Linked DNA regions of Homo sapiens: region 1 is linked to region 2. Evidence: chromatin loops called from intact Hi-C (ENCODE). Cell type or tissue: HepG2. All regions are shown on one strand. Each heading gives the region's core, and the rest is flanking DNA. Links, peaks and the distances in the headings are about the cores only.

What was found. A loop is a pair of places that touch in the nucleus more often than their neighbours do. Peaks named below come from ENCODE experiments on the same cell type or tissue, not always from the same donor. Only the 100,000 strongest peaks of a DNase experiment are listed, where the experiment ranks them.
Region 1: it touches region 2 in a loop (2.8-fold over the local background); 2 of 110 quality-filtered maps call a loop at or near these places.

What each region holds. Positions count from the first base shown.
Region 1 is chr11:68,657,719-68,660,623 of GRCh38, reverse strand. No RefSeq gene overlaps it. Among named protein-coding and RNA genes, the nearest start is that of GAL, 25 kb to the left of the region's middle. In HepG2, for the core only: no CTCF peak of the experiment used is centred there; a DNase peak (open chromatin) is centred at 1,303; H3K27me3 peaks cover 2,027 bases.
Region 2 is chr11:68,803,363-68,806,267 of GRCh38, reverse strand. It overlaps CPT1A (carnitine palmitoyltransferase 1A), which reads left to right. Exons shown (of 19, transcript NM_001876.4): 5 at 2,167-2,268. Among named protein-coding and RNA genes, the nearest start is that of CPT1A, 37 kb to the left of the region's middle. In HepG2, for the core only: no CTCF peak of the experiment used is centred there; no DNase peak of the experiment used is centred there.

The DNA of each region.
Region 1 (2,905 bases), core at 161-2,660, 150 kb after region 2:
GGAGGTCCCAGGGCCTCCATTTCCCCAGCGGGCGGCTGCTATCCCAAACTCCCTCAGCTGGGGGGATTTAAACCACAGATGTCTATTTCTCACACCTCTGGAGGCTGGAAGTCAGAATCGGGGAGCGGGCCGGGTGAGGCTCATTCTGAGGCCTCTTCTCTTGGCTTGTGGGTGCCGCCATCTGGCTGTGTGCTCACATGACCTCTGGGCAAGCTCAAGGGGTCGCAGAGAGAGGGAGAGACCACTCTCTGGAGTCTCTCCTCATAAGGACATGAGTCCCATTAGACCAGGCCCTGCCCTCCTGACCCATCTAACCCTCCTGATCACCTCCCAGAAGGCCCCATCTCTCATCACACTGGAGGTCGGGGCTGTGACGTGAGTTTTGGCAAGCAGGCGTGGTGGCTCACACCTGTCATCGCAGCACTTTGGGAGGCCAAGGTGGGTGTGTATTGTTTGAGTCTAGGAGTTCAAGATCAGTCTAGGCGACATGGCAAGACCTCATCTCTACTAAAAATAAAGATAAATTAGCCGGGCATGGTGGTGCACCTGTGGTCCCAGCCACTCGGGAGGCTGACGTGGGAGGATCACTTGAGCCTGGGAGGTCACGGCTGCAGTGAGCTGTGATTACACCACTGCACTCCAACCTGGGCAACAGAGCAAGACCCTGTCTCAAAAAAAGAAAAAAAAGAAGTTGGAGGACACACATTCAGTCTGTAACACCGACTACGAGCTTCCCCGGCCCCTGTGCTTCTGCCTCCACCTCCAAGGCCCCTCCTGGGCACACAGATGCCTGGCACTGTGTGTCGGTAATCCCACCCCAGGGAACTCAAAAAGGGCAGTGCCCACCTGTCAGGGCACTCAGAGCCTCTCTCCCACTGAGCCCTGGTCCTCTGAAGTCCTCCTGGAGCCACCACCTGGGGCCTGAGGGCCGACGCAGGTCAGAGCTTGCCGTCCCTGCCCAAGTCACAGTGGGCCAAGCACCAGCCCCTACCCTCCAAAAAGAGAGGTGAGGGGGCTCGGCCCAGGGACCCCTCCCCCAGCCCCGTCCATCTGCCCGGAGAGGACGATACCGCTCAGTACTTGCTTTTCATCAGAGAAGGAACCCTGGCAGCGAGCACATAATGGCCTAATTTAGGCTGAAATTATCGGTAATTTGGGCCATTTGAAACTCAAGGGCTGATGACTGTTTTCCCTGAACACAGGGTAAAGATGAACCCCAGGGAGCAGGGTTTCTGCGGTTAGATCTTGTTGTTGTTATTTGATGTGTGTGTAGCTGAGCCATGAGCCCCTGCCTTTGGCTATGAGCCCAGACTCTTGCATTGTGTCCGGAACCTCCCAGGCAGTGCCGGCAAACGTGATGTCCTGTGGGCCAAGTTCCAGCGCAGGGCAAGATACAGATGATGCTGAGGAGGGGCCTCGCCGCCCACTGCCTGCGGGCCATTCTCTCCCCATAGCATTTGCACTTTTATTTCTTTACTTGCCTTTCTGTTGATAGCTTTAATATTTGAAAATGTTAAAGGCAAATAGAGTTTTATATTTGAATTCGCCTTGGCGTCACCTAACAAGATTTGGGTCTCACTTGAAGCGATGAAAATCACATTTGGAGAATATTTGTCAGAATTCAGAACGTGAGCGGAGAACATTCTAGCGAATGACCCTTCTGTGTGGAGGCCAGCTCACAGGAGACTGCGCAAGAGCTCGCCTCGGATGTGTGATGTTATTCATACACAGAAGGGACTGGGTGCCGAGAGGTCTCGGGGCTGCCTAGGGCCAGCAGACGTGTGATCGTCAGGCAGCCGCCTCCCCATCCCAGGCCTGGATCTAGCTAAGGGGAAAGTCTTCGATTCCCCAATGAGCTCTGAAGAGTGGACAGTCCTGGAAGCAAAGACCACATGAGTGTAAACCAAAGGTCAGCAAATGTTTTCCAGAAAGGGCCAGGCAGTGAATTTTTTTTCTTTTTTTCTTTTTTTTTTTTTTTTTTTGCGGAGTCTCACTCTGTCACCCAGGCTGGAGTACACTGGCATGATCTCAGCTCACTGCAACTTCTGCCTCCTGGGTTCTCTTGCCTCAGCCTCCTGAGTAGCTGGGACTACAGTCAAGCACCACCACTCCCGGCTAATTTTTGTATTTTTAGTGGAGACAGGGTTTCACCATGTTGGTCAGGCTGGTTTCAAACTCCTGACCTCAGGTGATCCACCCGCCTCGGCCTCCCAAAGTGCTAGGATTATCAGACGTGAGCCACCGTGCCCGGCTGACAGTGAATATTTTAGGCTGAGCTGGCCACAGAGCCTCTGTCAAAACTACTCAACTCTACATGAAAGTAGCCACAGACAACACAGAAATGAACAAGTGTGGCCCTGTGCCAATAAAACTTTATTTATGAAAACAAGCAGCGGGCCAGTTCAGCCCACAGGCCGTAGCTTTCTGAGCTCTACTCTGGATCCATGCGTGGCTGTGAAGGGTTCTTCCCCTCTGTCCTGCATCCCTGTCTGCTCCTCTGGGCCTCTCTTCTCTGTCTTCCTCCAGTTCTGCCTCAGTTGTTACTTATGCCACTTTCCCGGCAAGTCGGCTGCCTTCCCTCCCACCATGCCTCTTTCTCTCCCGTCTCTTCCTCCCGCTCCTGCCTTTCCCCTGCCGCATGTCTGGACCTATCACCTCCTGAGGTTTCCTCTTCCAGCCTGTCTCTCTCCAGTTACAGAATCAAAGGTGTATCTGTAGCTATCAGAGTCACGTGTTTCTGGCCATGTTTACAGGATTTTACATGAGAACAACCTGAAAACTACCTGATCCTTCTCTCCTGGCTTGATCCTGGCACATATCTGGGTGCTTCCTGCCGAGTGGAGGTGAACCCAGACACTCGGTCAGGGCTGGAGTAGGAAGAACTGTGGTGTCGGCCTTTACTGGC
Region 2 (2,905 bases), core at 191-2,690:
CACCTGAGCTCAGGAGTTTGAGACCAGCCTGGGGAACATGGCAAAAAGACGTCTCTACTAAAAATACAAAAATTAGCCAGGCAAATTAGCCAGGCGTGGTGGTGCATGCCTGTAATCCTAGCTACTTGAGAGGCTGAGGTGGGAGGAATGCTTGAGCCCAGGAGGTCAAGGCTGCAGTGAGCTGTGGTTGTGTCACTGCACTCCTAGGGGACAGAGCCAGACCCTGTCTCAAAAAAAAAAAAAAAAAAATTTATGGGCTTAGTTTTTCTGAAAATCAACCCTCCAAGATGGGCATCGTCTCTGGACTTTCGAGGCCTCCGTCTGGGGGGCTGGGGCCCCTGTGACCCCCTGCAGGCGGGTGTGTGCCCCGTGTACCATCTGCCCATTGTAGTCATGGCCCTGGGCCTTGGGCTTTGCTCGGCACCTCAAGCCCAACCTGGGTTTCTGGGGCCAGATGTGTGTAAAGAAACATCTGCTTTATTCACCCCTGTCTTGCCAAGTGGCCTAAATGGTTGTAATGGACCAGGTCATCATGGAAACATTTTCTGCAGAATCTTTCTCGAATGGGGCTGATCCGTGGGTCTGCCGGTGTATACGAAGCCGTGGGTCTGCTTTGGTTTCTTGTCTGCCCCGACCTTGGCCCCGGTGCCCTTCTGCTTGGTCGCCTCGGGATGGCCCCCACAGTGGTGCCTGCCTGGACTGGGCTGCTGTCCCAACCTCTGGGGGAGCCTGCTTGTGAGAGAAGCATGGGAGTCACTGCAGTGCCCACCACACACCGGGACTCCACTCTTTGCCAAACAAATTTTTTTTTTTTTTTGAGACAGCATCTTGCTCTGTCACCCAGGCTGGAGTGCAGTGGTGCAATCTCGGCTCATTACAACCTCCGCCTCCCGGGCTCAAGCGATTCTCTCACCTCAGCCTCCACAGTAGCTGGGACCACAGGCACACACCACCACGCCCAGCTAATTTTTTGTATTTTTAATAGAGACAGGGTTTCGCCATGTTGGCCAGGTGGTCTCGAGCTCCTGGGCTCAAACGATCCACCCTCCTCGGCCTCCCAAAGTGCTGGGATCAACAGGCGTGAGCCACCACACCCAGCCAAACCAATTTTTTCTCTCAAATCAATTTTCTACCATTTGGATATAAAATTTCTGATTTCTAGAGAAGCAGAATTTAACACCTAGAAGAGACTCAGGGGTGGCTCCCACACTTGGCAAAGCAGGCTAAAGGGCACTCCCTCCAGTGGGTTCACAGCTGAGGTTCAGCTGAGTCCCAATGCCCTGCAGTACCAAGACTCCCCGCCTGGGCCCAAGGACTGCCTTTGTTTTGGTTGCCATTGAGGTGACTGGTTATTATACAGGCTTGATCATCCAGCCTAAAACCAAGGGCCACAGATGTGTCCTTTGGGAGACTTGGCAATGACTGAAGGAAAGAAACTGCTTCCCCTCGGCTTGGCTCAGGGCCAGGCACGTTGACCCTCCTCACTGTTCCTAGAGCCTGGAGCCCATCCCGAAACTAAGGGCCTTGCGGAAGGAGGTGGGGTGAGACTCACCCTAGGTGCAGAAGCACGGTCAGGGTCCTGGCCAGTCACGACGCTGGCAGCGACATCTCACGGCCTCTGTCAGGCTTGGCTTTGATTCTACCTGGTTTTTTGGTTTGTTTGTTTTTGTTTTGCTTTTTGACATAGGGTCTCACTATGTTGCCCAGGCTGGAGTGCAGTGGTATGATCATGGCTCACTGCAGCATCACCCTCCCAGGCTCAATCAATCCTTTCACCTCAGCCTCCCAAGTAGCTGAGACAACAGGCACATGCCACCATGCCTGGCTAATTTTTTGTAGAGGTGGGGTTTTGCCATGTTGCCCAGGCTTTTATTGGCATGGAGGGCAGGGTTATATGCTTATTTGCTAGAACCTGTAAGTATGGGGCGGGTAAAAGATGGACCAGATGAAAAATAAATCGACACAGAAAATCAGTAAGTGGTTGGCACATTGTGCGCACGGGAAAAGTGGCTTCGGATCTTTAACATAGCCTTGTCTTTGAAATGGTCATTCTCCCATCCAAGTACTAACCAGGACTGACCCTGCTTAGCTTCACGAGATCAGACGAGAACAGGTGCCTTCAGAGTAGTATGGCAGTAGTCTGAAAATATAATTCTCTCTCTTCAGGGTATGGTCAAGATCTTTTCAGGCCGAAAACCCATGTTGTACAGCTTCCAGACATCGCTGCCTCGCCTGCCGGTCCCGGCTGTCAAAGACACTGTGAACAGGGTAGGTGTGGCTTAGGCCTCACACTGAAATGCCAGCCATCTGTGGATTAAGGCTTAGGTCTTAATTATGATGAACTAGGTCACCGCCATTTGGCTCAAGTAGCCTTCAGCGGTGTGCCTGGTAGGGTTCTCATAGGAACTCTTTTTTTTTTTTTTCTCCAATGCATCACTGCTGCATCTTAGGTGTTTTTTAAAAAGTGTCAGGTTTCATAGAGAAACTGCTTGTGAATTTTTTAAAGCTTTATTTTATTTTATTTTATTTTATTTTATTTTATTTTATTTTATTTTTTGTGATGGACTCTCCCTCTGTCACCCAGGCTAGAATGCAGTGGTGCAATCTCAGCTCACTGCAACCTCCGCCTCCCAGGTTCAAGTGATTCTCCTGCCCCAGCCTCCCGAGTAGCTGGGATTACAGGCACCTGCCACCACGCCCGGCTAATTTTTGTATTTTTAGTAGAGACAGGGTTTCACCATGTTGGCCAGGCTGGTCTCGAACTCCTGACCTCAAGTGATCCACCCGCCTCAGCCTCCCAAAGTTCTGGGATTACAGGCATGAGCCACTGCACCAGGCCAGTTTTTGCTACTTTACATAATTACTAAATACAACATTGTATTAAATGATTGCAGTCATTCCCCAT